Regions from separate parts of the Mus musculus genome. Here region 2 is linked to region 1. A link is a contact called in ENCODE Hi-C or POLR2A ChIA-PET data. All regions are on one chromosome and are shown on one strand. Each heading gives the region's core, a stretch centred on a gene start or an enhancer-like site at or near the end of the contact. The rest is flanking DNA. Distances are from core to core; before and after follow the strand shown. Region 1 holds the start of 1110038B12Rik (RIKEN cDNA 1110038B12 gene). Region 2 holds the start of Slc44a4 (solute carrier family 44, member 4).

Evidence for each region. A loop is a pair of places that touch in the nucleus more often than their neighbours do. ChIA-PET counts read pairs that join two places held with the same protein, here RNA polymerase II (POLR2A).
Region 2: a map of heart shows a loop between it and region 1 (2.0-fold over the local background). The contact joins the promoter of Slc44a4 here to the promoter of 1110038B12Rik in region 1. A Hi-C loop is called at or near these places in 4 of 37 maps with a recorded cell type or tissue (Patski, heart and v-Abl transformed pro-B cells). POLR2A ChIA-PET finds 5 or more read pairs at or near these places in 5 of 5 experiments (Patski and embryonic stem cell).

Annotation. Positions count from the first base shown.
Region 1 is chr17:34,949,652-34,954,050 of GRCm38, forward strand. It overlaps 1110038B12Rik (RIKEN cDNA 1110038B12 gene), which reads right to left and starts at 2,820. Exons shown (of 4, transcript NR_015536.1): 1 at 2,701-2,820; 2 at 2,485-2,522; 3 at 2,234-2,274; 4 at 584-824. It overlaps LOC115488834 (a small nucleolar RNA gene), which reads right to left and starts at 2,424; the gene lies at 2,362-2,424. Snord52 (small nucleolar RNA, C/D box 52) reads right to left here and starts at 1,357; the gene lies at 1,299-1,357.
Region 2 is chr17:34,912,227-34,917,159 of GRCm38, forward strand. It overlaps Slc44a4 (solute carrier family 44, member 4), which reads left to right and starts at 2,240. Exons shown (of 21, transcript NM_023557.3): 1 at 2,240-2,294; 2 at 4,421-4,469. The coding sequence starts at 2,261. Ehmt2 (euchromatic histone lysine N-methyltransferase 2) reads left to right here. Exons shown (of 27, transcript NM_145830.3): 25 at 163-241; 26 at 408-583; 27 at 1,414-1,847. The coding sequence ends at 1,594.

The DNA of each region.
Region 1 (4,399 bases), core at 1,570-4,069:
AACCACTGAGCCCCCTTAAATCTACTTTTCTACCCCCAAGTCAAGTGCTCTTACCCCCAAGTCAAGTGCTCTCACGTGGCTGGGAACCCTCTATGCAGTAGTGATCTCTGATCCTTCTGACTCCACCTCCAAGTGCTAGGTTGCAGGTACACCTAACCCATGAGAGCTTATGGCTTGCTAAGCAGGCACCAGGAGTCTCTGGCCAAGTTCATTCACCAGGCAAGCACACCTGGAGTCTACTGGTGGGGTCTCCAGAAGGCTGGGGTGCTTGATGCTGTCCTTTACCCTCTGCAGTGGGAGCTTAGGGGAGGGGAGGCCGACTTGTTCCTAGCAGGTAGATCTGACCGATTCAGATGCTAATCTGCTAAAACTATGGTCAGCCTTACAGGTCTGTATAGAATTTTCATCTGTACTTCCAGAACAGATGCTGTTAAGGGACCAGGAACCAGACACATGAAATGACTAGCTCCTTCCTGGGCATTTGATGTAGGCAGTCAGGTGGTGACACCTGTGTGGTAAGGTTAAAACCTTATTCCCATATATCTTCTCACACCTCCCCACAAAGTGACACAGAAAAAGTCTATTTAAGTACTTTTAAAAGTATTTTATTGAGATCGTTCAGGAAACTATGCATTTCCAAGCCATTATATAGTCTGGGCAAGATAAGTTCTTATTTCATTTGTCTAATACTCATGTTCAAGGGAGGCCCTGGTTCAGTCTGGGCGCAGGGCTCGCAGATTACACCTTACAGCCTCTCATGTTCAGATAACTGGCAACAAAGCAATAAAAAGCCGTCCAACTTGTCAGTGCGTAGCAGCAAAGCCCTGAAAATTCAGAAGAACATTTTCAGCAGGGGAACAGCAAACACAAAGCTGATTTATGTGTTTCTAAAACCAGGATATTCCAACAAGGTCAGCTTTACAATCTGCACAGCGGGTTCATTGTGCTAACTTTACAGGCCCTAGTGACATCATACAAAGCCTTCAACAACCCCTCCACCCCGCCTTTACTGCTTTATTACCCTGAAAAGTGAGCTAACCACCCACCTTCATGTGGGCAGGACAAAGGGCTGGCTCTCATTAGATGATTAGCTCATTCAGGTCACATCTAGGTCACTTCCACCTTTGTCTGGATTCCAAGGTTAGCCCTCATCTAGGTGAGGGGATGGGGCCCCTGTGAAGTCCTCAGAGCTCACCCTGGAGAGTTAAGATGGGCACAATGAGAAACAGGAGAGCAGGGTATGTTCCTCACCAGAGCCAGTGTTGGCACACTGGGCTCAATCTCAAGAGGTTCCCCAAATGAGTCAGATTTATAGCTGACATCAAGGACAGCGTCAGAGACTCTAGTCTGTGAAATCATCACTCTCAATTGAGGGAGACCAGAACCTAGGGTACCACCCAGGGAATGTCAATCCGATAGACACAGGATGCGGTAGCCAGTGTGTGTAGTTAGGCTTCGGACTGTTGCAGAGCTATATAAAGCCAAAACTCCTGGGGACTGAAATTTAACTGCTAAAACCTTTAACGAAAAAAGGTGGCATGGGCCGGAGAGATGGCTCATAACCATGTGTAATGGGATCTGACGCCCTCTTCTGGTGTGTCTGAAGACAGCAATAGTGTACTCACAAACATCTAAATCTTAAAAAAAAAAAAAAAAAGGTGGTTGGAGCCAGGACTAAGGCCATCCTGAATTGAGAGCCCGTCTAAATACCCAAAAGCATAGTCTAAAACAGTGGCTCTCAACCTGTGTCACCAAGGAACCCTTACATAGGGGTCCCAGACAGGACAGCCTGTGTTATCACAATAGCAAACTTTAGTTATGAAGATACAAGGAAAATAAAACCGATGGTTAGGAACATCACAGCCCGAGGAACTGCATTAAAGGCCCTCAGGAAGGCTGAGACCCACTGCCGTGGACTAGCATACAGAACTTAAAGGCACAAGAAATAATCAAGGCAGCTCCTGGATCCACCATAGATTTAGAGTTAGGGAGATTAGTTAAGATCTAAAAACAAAAAGATGGCTGGGTGGTAGCTTGCTTGGAGACTGGCTAATGCAGGCAGGATATTAAGAACAAAACAAGGGCCAGTCGGTGGTGCTGTATGCATTTAATTCCAGAGAGTAGAGGCAGGCGGATCTGAGATCAGGGCTACATGGAGAAACCCTGTCTCGAATCCACCCCTTCCAAAAAGTCAAGCCAAGAGACAAGCATGCCAGTGAAACCTAAGACTAACCTTTCTTCAGGTGTAGGCAGCTGGCGTGTGTCCTCAAATCCCTACCAGAAAGCAAGACACAGAGGTAAATTACTCAGAACTCTAGGCCACTCAAAACCCACGCCACTGCCGATTTTGGACCCGGGGACGGTCAGCGCGCTGCGGTGATGGCGTCAGCGAGACACTCAGAATCACCAGAAATCATCATTACTGTCCTCTCCCCGAAACCAGCCCCTCCTCACACCGCCTACCTCTCGCCAGCATGCGCTTACCATTGTGCTACTGGGTACGGCTGGCGTGGGCCAGGAACCTGGAAGAGATCATTGAATGAGCACAGGTCGTAGAGACCCCGGCCTGCAGCCCCCACCCCGGCCTGGGTCAGTTACAAGGAGTGGCGTCACGTGGACATCAGAAACTCTAGTCTGTAAATGTGGGTCATCATACCCGGCCCCACACCGCAGAGCCCTCCCCACAGGACCCCAGGATACCTGCGGCACGAGGCGGACCCATGCCTTGCTCTCCGGAGTCCTCAGACCCTGCCCAGACCGGTGGAGAACAAAGAAGGGTGAAAACACGGCAAACCGTGTGGGCGGGTGCACAAAGAGACCCGTGTGCCGCCCGCCTCGGCCATTTATACCCACGCCTGGCCCGGGGGTCCTGACGGACATAGTCGTCTTCTCATATGCCTGACTTGATCGCGCTGACAAATGCGAAGGGAACAAAGAGGAATCATGTTTCTTACTGTCCTAAGTAGAGAATCATGTATATGACGACAATTTGATAAACTACCAATCCAAAGGAAAGAAAAAAAAAAAAGAAAGAAAGAAACAGGCAGCCTAATCGGCCAAGATTGGGTAAAGACCCTGGAGCTCCTACAGGATAGGTCAGCTCTTTGGTCTCCTTTAGGCTTATGGCTTTGCGGATTCTGTACTCATGTTTGGATCCAGTCTACCCAGGAGGACTCATATTGCCTACACCTAGCAGAAAAATCTGAATTTGCACCTCAGCTTCTGCTCTCCGTTAAAAAGAAAAAAAAAAGAAAAAAAAAAGATTACTGAGTGCTCTGCTGCATGTACACGTGCGTGCCAGAAGAGGGCATCAGATTCCCTTATACATGGTCACGAGCATTTGGTTGCTGGGAATTGAACTCAGGACTTCAGGAAAAGCAACCAGTGCTCTTAACTGGTGAGCCATCTCACCAGCCCCAACATTTTTATTTAAAGGGGGATAAAAGCCACACACACACAAACACACATCTGGCTCATAGTCTAAGATGGGTTCCAACCATGCCTACAATTACAGGCGTGACACACTACTATGTTGAGAGAGAGAGAGAGAGAGAGAGAGAGAGAGGGGGGGGGGGTCGGTTTCAAGACCGGGTTTCTCTGTGTAACCCTGACTGTCCTGGAACTTGCTCTGTAGACTAGGCTGGCCTCGAACTCACAGATATCTACTTGCCTCTGCCCTGAGTGCTGGGATTAAAGGCATACAACACCACTGGCCAGCTTTTAAGAAATATTTTTAGATTGATTGTATTTGTGTCTATGTGTGTTAGAGGAAGTTGTAAGCCACCTGGTGATAGGTGCTGGGAACTGAAGCCAGGTCCTTAGAAAGATCAGTAAGTGCTCCTGACCACTGAGCCACTGCTCCAGCCCCTTTGTCTTTTTTTTTTTTTTTGAGACAGCAATTCTGTACCATGACGGTCAACATTCCTACTTCCTTTTCCTAAATGCTGAAATTACATGTGCAAGGCACTATACGCTTCTCTATCTTCATTTTAAAATACATTTTAGCCAGAAGCAGTGGTGCACAACTTTAATCCTAGCACTTGAGAGGCAGGGGCAGGTAGATCTCTTTGAGTTCAAGGCCAGCCTGGGCTACGCAGTGATGAGATAGTGCCTCAGAACATAACTAAAATTTAAAATCTAAGAATCCTATAGTAGCCGGGCAGTGGTGGCACATGCCTTTAATCCCAGTACTTGGGAGGCAGAGGCAGGCAGATTTCTGAGTTCAAGGCCAGCCTGGTCTACAGAGTTAGTTCCAGGACAGCCAGGGCTACACAGAGAAACCCTGTCTCAAAAAACAAAACAAAACAAAAAACAAACAAAAACAAAAACAAATAAAAGAATCCTATAGTAATTATGTGTTCGATAAGTCTCTCAGTTCCTAGGCCCAAGTTCCACCTGG
Region 2 (4,933 bases), core at 990-3,489, 38 kb before region 1:
ACCTGTACAGAGCCTCCCACCTGCCTGTCTACAGCTGCACAGCGACCCCTAGTGGCTGGACCATGTCCTGCATCTCTCCCCTGGGCTCTGAGAACTGAGTGGGAAGGTGGGGCCGGGAGCCCTGCTCACTGTTCATGCAGAACTGAAGTTTCCGTCCAACAGGTATGTAGGAGAGCTGATCTCTGATGCCGAGGCTGATGTGAGAGAGGATGATTCTTACCTCTTCGATTTAGATAACAAGGTGGGATGCAGCACCTCTGCCCTCAACTACCAAAGGCTGCTTTGTGCAGCCACCTGTAACATCTGGGACTGGAAGCCTGGGTGGAGGGACTGGGTGTCACTGCAGGAACACTAGCCAGGCAAGTGGATAGAAGTGGATATTAAGAACACTGTGTCTCCACCCCCAGGATGGCGAGGTTTACTGCATTGATGCCCGTTACTATGGCAACATCAGCCGATTCATTAACCACCTGTGTGACCCCAACATCATCCCTGTCCGGGTTTTCATGCTGCACCAAGATCTACGGTTCCCACGCATTGCCTTCTTCAGCTCCAGGGACATCCGGACTGGGGAGGAGCTGGGGTGAGGAGCCAGCCTGAGGGCACTGACCAGCCTTTGGTGTTCTTTTTTTTTTTTTTTTTTTTTTCCCGGTTTTTCGGGACAGGGTTTCTCTGTGTAGTCCTGGCTGTCCTGGAACTCACTCTGTAGACCAGGCTGGCCTCGAACTCAGAAATCTGCCTGCCTCTGCCTCCCAAGTGCTGGGATTAAAGGTGTGTGCTACCATACCCGGCTTCCTTTGGTGTTCTTAGGTGTCCCTTGGAAGGCTTGTTAAAACTGTGTAAGGCAGGAGTAGGAACATACATTCATGATCACAGCACTCAGGAGGCTGAGGCAGGAGGATCACAAAGAGTCTGGGCTACAGAGTGAGACCCTGTGTCAAAACAAAACAAGAGAAGTCCAGGTTGCCCTGGTATCACATGCCTGTCATGCTAGTGTTTGAAAGAGCTTGAAGCAGAAGTACCTACAAATTCAAGGCCAGCCTGGGCTAACTACAGAGTTCAGGACAGCCAGGCCTATGTAGAGAGACCCTATCTTAAGCAAAAAACAAGAAGGGGGATGGGGGCTAGTGTGGGTTGGCTGGATGGTTGAGTATACTAGGCCCTGGGCAGGCTGCATCCCACTTCCCGCAGAGCCTCGGGAGAGTCTGGTCACAAGGCAGGAAGGCTAGAAGCCTGCATTTATGACAGTTCTCTGGGAGTGTGAGTCAACAGAGCCAACAAGGACCTGGAGTCCATCTGCAGGAGTGGTTGGGTGGAAGAAGGTGGATCCCTCAAGAGGGCTCCTGGGCTCTATGAGATGGGTTTGAAGTGTCTAGATCCAAGGGCCAAGAGCTCCTGTGTTTCCTCTGCCAGCTTTGACTACGGTGACCGATTCTGGGACATCAAGAGCAAGTATTTCACCTGCCAGTGTGGCTCTGAGAAGTGCAAGCATTCAGCGGAGGCCATCGCCCTGGAGCAGAGCCGCCTGGCCCGGCTGGACCCCCACCCGGAGCTGCTCCCTGACCTCAGCTCCCTGCCCCCCATCAACACCTGAGGACTCTTAAAATCCAGGCCGGGCACTGCCCTTCAGACATTTCTCCATCAGAGACCCCAGTAAGGCCTGGAAGGTCGATGGCCCCTCTCCCAGAGCTGGTTTCTCACTGGGAGTGCAAGTGACTTCAGGGCTGGCCTTCCCCACTGAGCCTGGCCTCAGTTAGCTGATTGAAGTTGGGCCTCTGCCAGCTGATTTTCTGTGTTCTCAATAAATGTTGGGTTTGGTAATAAACTGTCTGGTGATTGTTTCAGGACGATGAGGACTATGGGGCTGAGGGGACAGTTGGGTAGGAAGCAAGCTGTGGCTGTGGGGTGGAAGAGAACAGCTGTGGGGCACCCACTGGCCACAGGGGTTTAAGGAAAAGCAAATCACAACCTAGAGGTTTGGGTGTGCCACAGTTGAAGTACTCTAAACAATTATGCAGTGTTTCCTTATCAAAGTGCTCCGGTTTCTTCCTGCTGCGGTCCGTAGCAGACCCGGTAAGCAGCTCCTGGGACCCAGTTCTGAGCCCTGGTACCCCTGGGCTGGTCAAGAGTTGAGATCTGAAAAAGGAACTGTAGAGGACCACAGGCAGGGGCGGGGCTGTGACGTCTGGGAGGGAGGGCGGGGCGGGCGGCAGGTGAGCGGCTAGGTCTCCGTGGCTCCAATCACTCCGGAGACTGAGCCATGGGGAGAAAGCAGAATGAGAACGAGGCTCACGGTAAGGCTAGGGGCAGAGGCCCGGGCTCTGGAGAGAGGTGGCCGGGCTCTGCAGCCATGGCAGCTGAGGTTGGATCCTGACAGAGGAACTGGAGTCCTGGGTCTCTGAGGAGCGGCTACAGGAAAACAGGAGTCAAGGAAAAGAGACAGAATCAGGTCCTGGAAGGATGGTCTGAGCCGCCAGAAAGATCTTGCATACTAAATGGAACCTGGATGAGCAGGAGTTGGGGCTGGCGTCCCTGTGTGGCCAGCGGAGTGGGGAGGTCAGGCCTGGGCTGTAGGTCCCTGAGGGCAGAGCCCTAGCAAACAAAGCCTGTGTGGTTAGGAGGCAGGTTAGGGTCCCGATGCTCTGGACTTAGAGTCCAGCAGTGTCCTGCGCTGTGGTTGCTGGGGGGGGGGGTGTCTGTCAACCCACACCCTGTGAAGAGGCAGGAGCTGAGACTCCTGTTGGGATCTGTGTGAAGAGTTGGGGAGATGGGCCTCTGAACTAATAAAGTCCTTTGAGGAGTAGGGGGCTGGAACCCCAAACTTCTGCAGTCAGCCTGCTAGGATTCCTGTGAAATGGAGGGCCTGGGACCCTGAGCTGCTGGGGTCTGCATGCTAGAGTCCCAGAGGGGGGGGGGCAGGTACCGTGGACTAAAGGAATTCTTGTGAGAATTTGGGGTGGGACCCCGAGATGCTAGGGTCTGCCTGCAAGGACCCCTGTGAGGAGTGGGGCCTAAGGTGGAGAGACAACTGACACCTGCCTTCAGGTTTCAGTTGGGAAGAAGTGTGTATGTTGGTGTATCTAGAGCACTTTAAGTAATCGGGGCCAGGGCTGTGTGGAAGGGGAGGTCTGAGGGGAAACAGGGGAGGCCTGTTTCCAGAACTGCTGAAGTAAAGGGCTGGAAATCTTTCCCCCAGATCCTGAGACTGGACGGGGAAGAGAGAGGGCTGAGGGTTGGGCCTCCTCTAGGTGGGGCTGGTGTCCCCTAGAAGACCGAGTAATAGCCAGAGCACAGAAAACTTCCTGGAACAGCCTTGGGTCAATCATTGACCCTGTGTCTGTGAGCCCGGGTGGGACAGAGTCCAAAATGCCCACAAAAGAAGATACCTGCCCCAGGCTAGCCCACCCCTCAGCTGTCCCTCAGTGCCCACCAGGACCCTGGCAGCCTGGCCCCGCCCTGCCCCGCCCCCTCCCCTGTGTACTCAAGGAGGACCAGGAACAGGACGTGGCCACAAGGCCACAACCACAGCAGCCGGCTCAGGTGTCAATCTGGCTGGCCACCCAGAGCCGTGCGGTAGCCGGAGTGGGGTGGTGGTGGTGGGGCGGTCTTCGGAGCTCCCATTGCCCTGCAGGGTTTCATAGCTTTACTATCCTTTCTTTGTCATATCCTTGGGCCAGAGGGCTGAGATAAGTGATGATGGTCCCCTGAGGGGCTCCCAGACTGGATAGTCCAGAGATGACTTGGAACAGGCTGGAGGACAGAGATAGGACTGGGGTCTGCGAGCCACTAAGAGGGAGTCCCAGAACCTGGGTTACACACTACTCAGAAGCCTTGAGTCCCTTTAAGAACCACTTTCAGAAGCTTATTCTAAAAACCAGTCAGGAGGCTGAAGCAAGTTTAAGTCCAGCTTGGAGAACTCAGCAAGATCTTGTCTGAAATACAAAGTAAAATTTAAAACAAATGGCTGCGGCCTGGAGACACATGCCTTTAATCCCAACACCTGGGAGACAGAGCCAGGCAGATCTCTGTGAGTTCAAGGCCAGCCTGGGCTACAGAGATAGTTCCAAGAAGCTAAAACTTTACAAAGAAACCCTGTCTCCAAAAAAAAAAAAAAAAAGTAAATAAATAAATAAAATAGTTGGCTGTGGTTACAGTTTAGTGGCAGAGCACTTGCCTCCCATGTAAGAAACCATAGATTTGATATCTAAGATTGCCAAAAATAAAGGCCCCACCTCCCAGCTGTTGCCCAGTAGCAGTCACAAGCTGGCAACCATGGGGCTGCTCTCTGACCAGGATACTGCTAATCCAGGTCCAGTCCTGTTAGTGAGCTAGACAGGCGCCTGGGACCATTGAGTGTCTGAGAGCGACTGGATGTGGGGGAAGAGACCCTCAATGCCTTATTCTCTACTCCCCCCTCCAGGGAATTCGGCCAAATATGACCCCTCCTTTCGAGGCCCCATCAAAAACAGGTGAGCTACGGGCAGTGGCCCCGAGAGATGTGGGGAGGATTTGGTTTAATGCAAGAACCTGGTCCCCTGAGGCATCTGTGTTGTCTAGAAGGACTTGAGGGGACTCGGGGTACTGGGTCACTCTACTTCTGGACTTGGGTGCTAGCTACTCAGGTGTGTGTATATGTGAGGAAAAGAAGCAACTGCACATGATCTCTCTCTCTCTCTCTCTCTATGTATGTATGTATGTTTGTTATTATCTGTGCAATATTTCAGCAGAAGAATTCTCATCCTAAAAAGAGGTTTCTTAAAGTAGATAAAGAATGTCTATCTTGCCAGACAGTAGTGGTGGGCATCTTCAATCCCAGCACTTTAATTCCAGGCAAAGGCAGATGGATCTGAGTTCAAGGCCAGAGTGAGTTCTGGTCTATAGAGTGAGTTCCAGGACAGCCAGGGTTACACAGAGAAACCTTATCTGGAAAAAC